Linked DNA regions of Homo sapiens: region 1 is linked to region 2. The links are chromatin loops, found by intact Hi-C in ENCODE. Cell type or tissue: GM12878. All regions are shown on one strand. Region 1 overlaps SLC7A1 (solute carrier family 7 member 1). Region 2 has its middle 110 kb from the start of SLC7A1.

Evidence for each region. Peaks named below come from ENCODE experiments on the same cell type or tissue, not always from the same donor. Only the 100,000 strongest peaks of a DNase experiment are listed, where the experiment ranks them.
Region 1: it touches region 2 in a loop (8-fold over the local background); 1 of 110 quality-filtered maps calls a loop at or near these places.

What each region holds. Positions count from the first base shown.
Region 1 is chr13:29,541,331-29,546,330 of GRCh38, forward strand. The region is part of intron 2 of SLC7A1 (solute carrier family 7 member 1); the gene reads right to left. Among named protein-coding and RNA genes, the nearest start is that of SLC7A1, 52 kb to the right of the region's middle. In GM12878, a CTCF peak has its summit at 2,048 (motif pointing right); a DNase peak (open chromatin) is centred at 2,081; H3K27ac peaks cover 226 bases.
Region 2 is chr13:29,704,983-29,709,982 of GRCh38, forward strand. No RefSeq gene overlaps it. Among named protein-coding and RNA genes, the nearest start is that of SLC7A1, 110 kb to the left of the region's middle. In GM12878, a CTCF peak has its summit at 3,114 (motif pointing left); a DNase peak (open chromatin) is centred at 3,169; H3K27me3 peaks cover 186 bases.

The DNA of each region.
Region 1 (5,000 bases), 160 kb before region 2:
TGGAGGTCCCTTAACAGGCAGAAAGAGACTCAGAACAGAAAAGGAAATTAACCGTGGTCAGTGCCTAAGACCATCAGAGGACAGGTCATAACTGACCTAACAGGGACTCATTAATCCCAGGTGAACTGAGTCTGGTACAATGGTAGACCACAGTCTTTCTCCTGTCGTCAGAAGCCACTGCCAATTTGGGCGTGAGGGGCAGGGAGCAGATAGGAGGATTGATCTTAACAAGTTTAGTACATAGCAAAGGGAAAACCCCTATTCATAAACATTCAATTCACGTACAATGTATAGAAGACTGACAAATAGAGACTAGCATAACTGGGAAAATCATGAGTAACATGCTCACTAATGTTGAATACAGTTTAACATCATTCTGGATGTTAACATGATGTCACTAAGAGAAGTGGAAAAAATGAGAAAAACCCTTCCCGTCCAAGAGTAGGAAAAATTATGAATAACTTGTAATAAAATATGACAAAATAATGTAGCCATTAAGAATGTCTTTCTAGACTATGTATGGACAATGAAGAAATGTTCATGACAGGTTCACAGAAAAATACTACAAAAGTATATATTTTTGGATAAACAAAGTACATATGTATTCTTTAAATGCCAGATAAAAAGTATATCAAAATATTAGTAGCAGTAATTTTACTATTCACTATCATAATACTTTTCAAAATTCTCTTTAAAAATTCTATTTTATTTTTATCATAAAAAAAAACACATACAATCTTTCCAAAGTCATTCTGCATTGCAGAAGGCATGTTCACCTACGGGGAGTACAGGCAGAGAATACCTTTCACTGTGCAAAGCGTCACTAAAGACTACATGAACTCGGCCAGGCGCGGTGGCTCACACCTGTAATCCCAGCACTTTGGGAGGCCGAGGTGGGTGGATCACCTGAGGTCAAGAGTTGGAGACCAGCCTGGCCAACATGGTGAAACACCATCTCTACTAAAAATACAAAAATTAGCTGGGCGTGGTGGCAGGCGCCTGTAATCCCAGCTACCCGGGAGGCTGAGGCAGGAGAATTGCTTGAACCTGGAAGGCAGAGGTTACAGTGAGCCGAGATCACGCCATTGCACTCCAGCCTGGGTGACAACAGCGAAATCTGTCTCAAAAAAAAAGACTACGTGGGCTCATTCGAAACCAGCCTGGGCCACATGGCAAGACATCATCTCTACAAAAAATTTAAAATTAGCTGGGCACTGTGGTATGCATCTGTGGTCCCAGCTACTCAGGAGGCTGAGCCAGGAGGATGGCTTGAGCCCAGGAAATCAAGACTGCAGTGAACCGTGATCACACACCGCACTCCAGCACTCCAGACAGAGGGAGACCCTGTTTCAAAAAAAAAAAAAAGACTAAATGAGCTCCACGACCATAAGAAAATTGAATTGGAGAGAGTAAATCAAAGAATCCTCATACTCAAAAGTATGAGGATGGGAAGGGTGGTTCAAAATTATGCAGCTTAAAAAAAAAACCAATCGTCCACTTGTGCAGTGAGCGGCAGAGAAAGAAACAACGGCACAGTGCAAGGCCCCAGTCTCACTGGGCAGCGGCTCTGCCTACAATGAAATATGACTTCTGAGCTTGGACTCTTTTAAAGGCCCTGGGGTCTACATCTGGCTGACTCCAGGCAGCTAGTGACACGCTAAGGATATAACTAAATTCCACCCAAAGTGACTGATCCCATGCCTGTTATGTGCAAAGCACTGTGACAACTGGGGTTTAAGAGAAATGGGCAAACCCCCAGTCCTTATTCTTGGAAAGCACAGAGTGGTGGGGTTGCGGGGGGTGCGAGGCTATGAACATACACTCCTGGAGCACTAGGGTCCCAAAGGAGAGTGTGGGACAAAGAAAAGGTCTGTCTCAAAAGGCCACTACTTTCATGGGGGAAAAAAGGTGGCCTTCCATCAAGAAGTACAGAGGCACAGAGCCATTTGGGCACTTCCATATATCGAGCTGGAGGCCTTGGTTACAAAGACACTTTACACTCTTCTAAAATCCACAAGCTGCAGGCAATGTGACTGCTCAAGTCTGGCACAAGGGGGCCCAAGGGCCAGGGTGATGACTCAACCAGGGGTTTCAGTCCTTCAGGCCTCCCTGACTTCACAATCAGAAAGCCTGAGAGCCCTGCCTCCCCGCCACACGCTTCTGCCTACTGACTCAACAGGGCTGATGGCAGAAGTTCCCAGGGACCTCTGAGGTCCCATAGACAAAGTTTACAGCCCACCACTCTAAGTCTTACAGCAAAAGCAACATTACATGGAGAGGGGTGCGGAAGGAGGCAGGGATCAGAGGTTCCCCAGGAGGAGGGAGAAGGGTGGGGAGGAGGCAGGGATCAGAGGTTCCGCAGGAGGAGGGAGAGGGGTGGGGAGGAGGCAGGGATCACAGGTTCCGCAGGAGGAGGAAGAGGGGTGGGGAGGAGGCAGGGATCAGAGGTTCTACAGGAGGAGGGAGGGGGTGGAGAGGAGGCAAGGATCAGAGGTTCTGCAGGAGGACAGAGTGGGGGAGAGGCGGGGACATGCGGGGAGGAGAGGACATGAGGCTCTACCACAGGTGCCATTCCTTGGGCTGAGCAGCCACCAACTGCAGAACAGCTTCCAGGCACAGTGGGGAAGTTGCCCAGCCAAGAACAACTGCCAACAGAGGCCCCAGTGCAGGCATGGCAAAGACCACAGCATCGGGCCTCAGCCAGGTTAAAGCAACATGGGAGCGCCGGGATCCCACCCACTCACACCACGAAGAGGCCCAAACAAATAAACAAATAACCCACAGGCCGAAAGTAGACAATGCTGTCTCAGGAAGGAACCCAGTGCGATCTTTACAGCGTGAATCTGTTGCTGAAATGGTTTGCAGTCAGTAAACCGTTTTCAACTTTTAATGTCATGAGAAAACATCAAGTCCAAAAGAACATAATATAATACCAATGAGTACGTATGTGGGTGTAAAATCCTAAAATATTAACTGAGATTATACGCATGTTTTTGTTGTTATTTTCTTCTTTTCCATCATTTGCTGTGTAGTCTAGAATGACATGTCACGCTTTCAATGAGAAAACAATAGTAATAACTAAAAACACCTAACATCCTGGAGCACCAGCCAAATGAAAGTCCTTTACATTTTACTTCATCTTTTCGCCCCCTTATCAGGTAGGCAATACTTTGCATTCTAGAGACAAGGAGACGCAGGCTTGATTACAACTCAGTAATTCTCAATGCTGGTTGCACATTAGAATCATCTGGGGAGATTTTTTTAAGTAATAATGCCTGGCCCCAGCACAAATCAAATAACTTCTATAACATTCTCCCAAGGAACGTCCCCAAGGGCATTTGACCAATGAAAGGTGCAGTTGGGGTTCAAGTCTCACTGCCTCCAAAGCCTTGAACTGCTCTCTGAATTAGATCAACAAATTCTGGGGAATGGCATGGCGGCGAGGGCAGTGGGGAGAGGGTGTAAAATACAGAAGAGGGCACAGATGGCACTGTGCCCTGTCGTAGGGGGCACAGGTGACATCGCACCTGCCTCATCGGGGGGGGGGGGCAAGCTCTTCCCACTGACTCAACTCGGCCCCCTCAAGATGCTCCCCCAGGGCAAGGGCTGCATCCTGATCATCCTTCTATGCCCCTGGCACCTAGCAGGCACCAAATAGTATTGACAGGACCACAGCACACGCAGCAGTCAGTAATCACCAATGACCTGAAATTCAGGAAGCTAATAGGGCACCCACTTTTGTCTCAGGTAATCATCACCATGACCATCAACAACTTGTGAGGGTCTTTCTATCAAAAGAGATCTTATTAGCTGAATACTGAATGGTTTCATTCACCAACGAATAAATTTGTTTCTCTAAATGAATATAAATATAAAAAGATGCTAGTTACAGATTAAAATCTAAAGCAACAGTCTTGTCTAGGAAGCCCTCTCCAAGCCCGTCTCCTCACAGGTAACCTCTGTCACAGGCTGCACCCTCTGCCCACCCCCTTCACCCCAATCAGACTATCGCCCCCATGCCACTGTGGGGACCAGCTCAGGTCCCTACCACTCTTCCTGTCCAGGTTTCCATAGGCCCAAATTCATTGTGTTCAACAAGGCACAACGTCAAGGTCTCTGTTTCTACGTGTGTAAAATGGGGATGGACAGTCCTGCCACTGCAAGGTGCTGTGAGGCTCACATGAGACAATGTACTAGGAAACGCCCAGAAAACAGAACTCGCTGCTCTTCAAATGCAAAGAACCATCAGCATCACCCCATGAGTAGCTATTAATTCCTCATAATAATATTTTTCTTTTAAATCCCAATTACAACCTGTTGGTCACCTGTCTCTGCCTCACAGAAGCAGAGGGCAGACAATCCCCATCAGCTTAAGGTTCCCGTCACCAGGGTTTCCCTTCATCGAAACTTTGCCACAGTCACTGTAAGTACCACCTACTCCACTCAGCTCAAGTCTTCCAATTCTGTTTACTCAAATCAAAGATGACATAAAAAACGAGAAGCCAGTGGAAAAGCTATCAAGGACATCTTCACAAAAACCAGAGAACACCCGAAAAGTGTTTCCTCCTGAAGCCAGCAGGATGAGTGGAGAGTTGATGTCTTTCGATGTGTTTCCATCATCACTCGGGAGGGCGGTGCTTCATCAGGAGAGACGCCCACGCCCTGTGTGCAGAAATGTGTTACAACAAAAACAGGTATCCTATCCTATCCTATCCTATTGGAGCCAGGGCTCCTCTGACACGTGCCTTTTCATCACACTTGGGCAGCATGGAAAGAAAACATCAGTCTGCACAACCTGTGGGCAGGTCCGCAGGGAGACTCTCCACTGCCTCGCAAGTGCAGCGTCAGTGAGCCAGAACCAACCAGGGAGCTGGCCCTACACAGTGGGAGCTTCCACGAAACAGGCTTTAAGTTCCCTGCCGGCACTGCATTCGGGCCTTGGAAATGGCTATGGAACTGGCTCTCACATCTCAGAAGAAACTTGTTCTTTAAACAAATTT
Region 2 (5,000 bases):
CAAGCCCTTTGTATGTTCCCCTTGGGAAAAAAACATGAGGATATTGCATTTTTTAATAAATGAGTTTAGCCAAGCCTCTTTTTTTACTCCATATCCAGGAATACCCAAAGTTCTCTAGATGCTTCTTGACTGCAGAAGGGGAAATTTCCCAGACGTTTTCTGAAAGTTGACTCTGTCTGTCATGTGACGTGCTCCTCAAGGCTGAGCATTTGGTTTGCAGGCAGTGGGGACCAGCTAGGGACAACTTCACGGGTGCATTTTCGCATGCAATGACAGAGCTGAAGTGGTCAGCAAAATTAGCTTAAAATAAGAGCACGATGCTACAACAAGGGGCAACCTTGATGAAGGCAGTTTGCCCCGCACAGTTCCATGGGTTGGCTATCCCTGTGAAAATGTGCATCCCCCAGAGGCTGACCTAGCATGGCAGGCCTGGGACACTGATGTGGGTCAGTGTAGTGGGTTGAATCATGGCCCCCAAAAAGATATGGCCAAGTTCTAACCTGTGACTGTGACCTTATTTAGAAAAAGTGTCTTTACAGATGTCATTAAGTTAAGGATCTTGAGATGAAATCATCCTGGATTTAGGGTGGGCCCTAAGTCCAATGACAGGTATCCTTATTAAGAGAAAGTTGGGAGAGATTTGATGCACAGGGGAGAAGGCTGCCTGAAGAAGGAAGCAGAGACTGGAGTGATGCAGCCACAAGCCAATAAGCCTGGAGCCACCAGGAGCTGAAAGAGGCAAACAGGGATTATTCCCTAGAACCTTCAGAGGAAGTGTGACCTTTCTGATACCTTGATTCCCAACTGTTGACTTCCAGAACTGTGAGAGAATGAATTTCTGTTGTTTTAAGTCACTCAATTTGTGGTCATTTGTTACAGTAGCCCCAGAAAACTAATAAAGAGAGCACTGCTCTTGTCTTGGGCCTGTTTTACTATTTATACTTCCCCCACCCCAGAGTAACAAGTTATGCACTTACAGTGAGAAATGCACTGAGAAGGGGAGGCCACCACCTGCTCAGGGCATTCTGCCTCTGTAGACAGTTCCAGGGCAGAAAATCAGATGCTGGTGTTGGTCGACATTCAGAATGTTCTCCTGGCCCAGGTGCTGGGAGGGAATCTCCCTCCTGACTCTGGGGACAGACTTGCTGGGTGGCTTCTGGAGGTTTAACCAGCACCCCAGCTCCCTGTGTGTGGGGAGAAGGGGAGGTGAGCCTGGCTTCCCTGACTTCCACCCTTTTCTCCATGCCTTTGGCCTACAGAGCAAGCCATCCTGTGGATTCTCACTGCCCTTCTCCAAACAGGGCATGGCTAGGACCCCTCATACTCTATTATCACCAGAGGCTGCATTTCCTCCTTGAGTCAGCTTGAGTTTTGGATGTTTCCAATGTCTTTGGTGACATGTTTACCAATAATTCTTCTTAGTTATTTCTCACAGATGGCTAATCCTTTATGGGTAAATTTTTCTAGTTTCACTCTAAGAACATTTTCCAAGTCCTTGAGAAGCAAGGGAGGCACCACATGGCCAAGACTCACACTCTCTGGCAAGAGGGCTGGTGGTGCTCAGGGAACTCGACAGCCACTGGGAGAGCTGGGCCCCTAACATGAGCTGCAGAGCCATAAACAAGATGCAAAGCAATGGCCTTTGGTTGGTATTTAATATCAGGAAGATTCATCCTTACTACTCTTTTTTCTCTGTGTGAGTGGATAAGTGAGTATGTGTGTGTGGTGTGTGTATTGAGGTGTGGGTCAGACACTAGCCACCACAGTGTTTGGCTTTCTCCAGCTGTAAATATAAGGAAGAGACTTTGAAAGTCTCATTGTTTTTTCCTTTCCATTCTAAAATCCTAAGATCCTATGGAACATGTCTCAGGAGAATTTAAAACAAAAAATAAGGAATTCACAAGCACTTTCAACTGTTCAAGCTTATGCGGGAACTCTAAACCCACAGGAAAAAGAAACTTTTCAACTCCTCCTCATCAATTCACTGTTATAACACCCGACCCTCTCAGCAGAATGTGCTACTGTGAGCGACTCGCACTGGACAACATCATAAGCTCTTTTGATTTGTCCTTACAACATTTGTCCTTGAGCAACCTTGCACGTGGCAAGACTGCTTCCCACAGAGGGGATGCCTGCGGATGTGTTAGTGTTTCACCGCCAGCCCTGGGTGGTAGTTGCCAGGCTTCGTCTTCTGAAGAACAGCATTCCCTTGTTTGTCTGGCTCTCCCATTGACTCCTAACTGCCCTCTTTTCCTGCTGATTTCCTTGCACACAACGAGTATTTCCTTGCAATAAAGGGAAAAATAGACAAGTATGTGAAACACAGAAAACTATATGACGAGCAGCTCAACAGAAGATGCATTCAGTTCCATTTCTTCCATTCCTGGATTCACCTGTGGCCCCAGCAGCCCCATCTCTGACTCTCAAAACATCAAATGGACACTCTCACCTGAAGACATGGTGGCCTAAAGTGCTGGCCCTCTGTAGGAGGGTTTTGATCTCATTTTTGCTCTGTTCCTTCTTTGCTTTGTCTCCTCTGTTTTTGTGGACTTGGTTTGGGGAATGGGGTGGTGTGAAGAGGTGCAAGTTCCTGGAAATTGTCCTCTCTGCCAAGCTAGTGAGACCTGCTTGGGCCTTGTCCGTACCTAGCTCTATCCGGCTGAAAGACCAGGCCAGGCACAGACTCCACTGTGTGGTGTACAGGAGTTCATGTGTAACTCTTGTTTCCAAGACTCACTAGGCAAAGGCCAGAGATAAAGCCTCAGAACACTGTGGCCCCGCTCCTGTCTGGTTTTCCCACATTCCCTCCTACTCTCACATGCCCTCTCTGTCCAGGCACTGTGTGCAGGCCCTTGGGGATAGACCAGTGAGCAAACCCAACACAGATCCTATCCTCTATCCACTCAAGGGGTTGGTTTTCCTTTTGTGATGCTGGGGAAATGCCCAAGCAGGGAACAGGTTTGTCTCCTCCCTTCGCTGAATGTGTGGATACTGGGGCTCAAGTCCTGCCCCGGCTCCACCTCTGTCTGCAATGAGGAGAGAACTCCATCACCTCCAGAGAGGCCCCGGCCCCAGACCCAGCCTTGTTCTGAAGGTGTCTAGCACCCTCTGTTGGTGACCCAGACCAAATGCCCTGGGCCTTGGGTTGGGACACAGGCTACCCCAGGGAACCTTATCAGCTCATCTGAACCCTGTGTGTTGTGCATCTGTCCAACCACATACTCCTGAGCGCCAGACTCTGTTCTAGGGGGTGAGGATATACAAATGTGCAGGGTTAATGTTTAGTTTCCTCACACGTTTCAACTCCCTTCTTTTGAAGGAGGATCCCAATGCTGGGAGATGGATCAGGAACAGGGCTCATTCTAGGTCCCATAATCCCTTTCAAAGCACTAGGCTGAGAGGTCTAAGCATCAAGAGGCCCCTCAGTGGCTGTCCTGTGTTCCCTAGAGTTCCTGACCTCAGAGGGCAGATCTGGCCCCACCCCTGTGCTACCTGCGGAATCATGGGCTCAATTCCTCTGGGGAGGCTGAAACTCCTGCTCCCCCCCACGCCTACCTTCACACACATCCTATAACTCCTCTCTTCTTCTCCCTAAATGGGAACTCAGTGGCATTGGACATGACTGGGCAAGGGTGAGTCCCTATCAGAATCCTCCGTCTTCTTCCTTCCAGCCAAGCCGTCATTGCTGGGCTCTTTATGTACCTGATGTTCCTGCTGGTCCCCCGGCCAGCTCCCCTGCCATTTAAAGGCCAACGCACACACCTTGATGTTCAGCAATGACTGTGGGAAACTCACGCTCCCTTTCTTGCTCCAACAAGGTCATAAAAATACAGTTGTATGCAAGAGGCTGGCCCTGCAGATCCCCGCATGTGCCACCACATCCTTCAAATGAATCAGCTGTTTCAGAGGGACCAGCCCTGAGAGGGTAGAGTGCTCATGAGCAGAAAGACAGAATGCAAGCTTTTTGTTTGTTTGTTTGTTTTCCCTTTGTGGGATTTATGTAGTTTAACTTTTTTTTTAACTTTTGTTTTAATAGAACAGCTTTGTTGACCTATAATCTATGTGCCATCCCATGTGCCCATTTAACATGTACAATTCAATGGTTTTTAGGATATTCACAGAGTCATGCAGCCATCACCACAATCAATTTTAGAACATTTCTCTCACCCCAAAAAGAAATCTCATACCCATTAGCAATCATTTCCCATTTCCCCCAGGAACCCCCAGCCCCTGGCAACCACTAATCCACTTTCTGCCTCTATGGATTTGCTTATTCTGGACATTTCATATAAATGAGATCACACAACATGTGGCCTTTTGTGTCTGGCTTCATTCACAAAACAAGATTTTGCTCCTTATTTTCACTGCACTTTAATCAGAGTGACCATATAATTTATCATCCAAGCTGGGACACTTTTAGAGGGAAAGGGATGCTCTTAATACTTATGCTGTGACAACCAGCATAAACCGGGGCTGCCCGGATGAGAACTTACTTCCTTCTACTGAAATGGTTAATAATCCACACCTCCCACCCACTCTGCAGCTACCTGCCTTCCCCTCCCTAAGTCAAAATCAACAAATAAATCACTCTCAGTAACCTCAGGTCTTGCCAATACCCGAAAGTTAATGTACTTCCAGAGTTGCTAATGCTCTGTTTACGGCTGAAGCATGCTTATGATTTATGGGAGAAATAAGACTAATTTCCCCCAAAGAGACGAGAACTAGCCGTTTTATTTTTCATTTTGGAAGCACGAAATTTGACTGCATGGGGTGCAAACTGTGAAAGAAAGCGGATACAGAAAACAAAGCTGTTATAACAAATGTGGGAAGGATGTTGTGAACTATGGGCCATCAGAAGGAGACTGCAGGAGGCTTAATTGGACGGGTCATGCGTCGCAGCTCTGAAAAGGGCAACGTGATTATTTATTGTTGTGCTCTTAATGCACCTGGCTCAATGTCACCTCTCACTGCGATGCTCTCTCCCAGGCTGTTTTTGACAC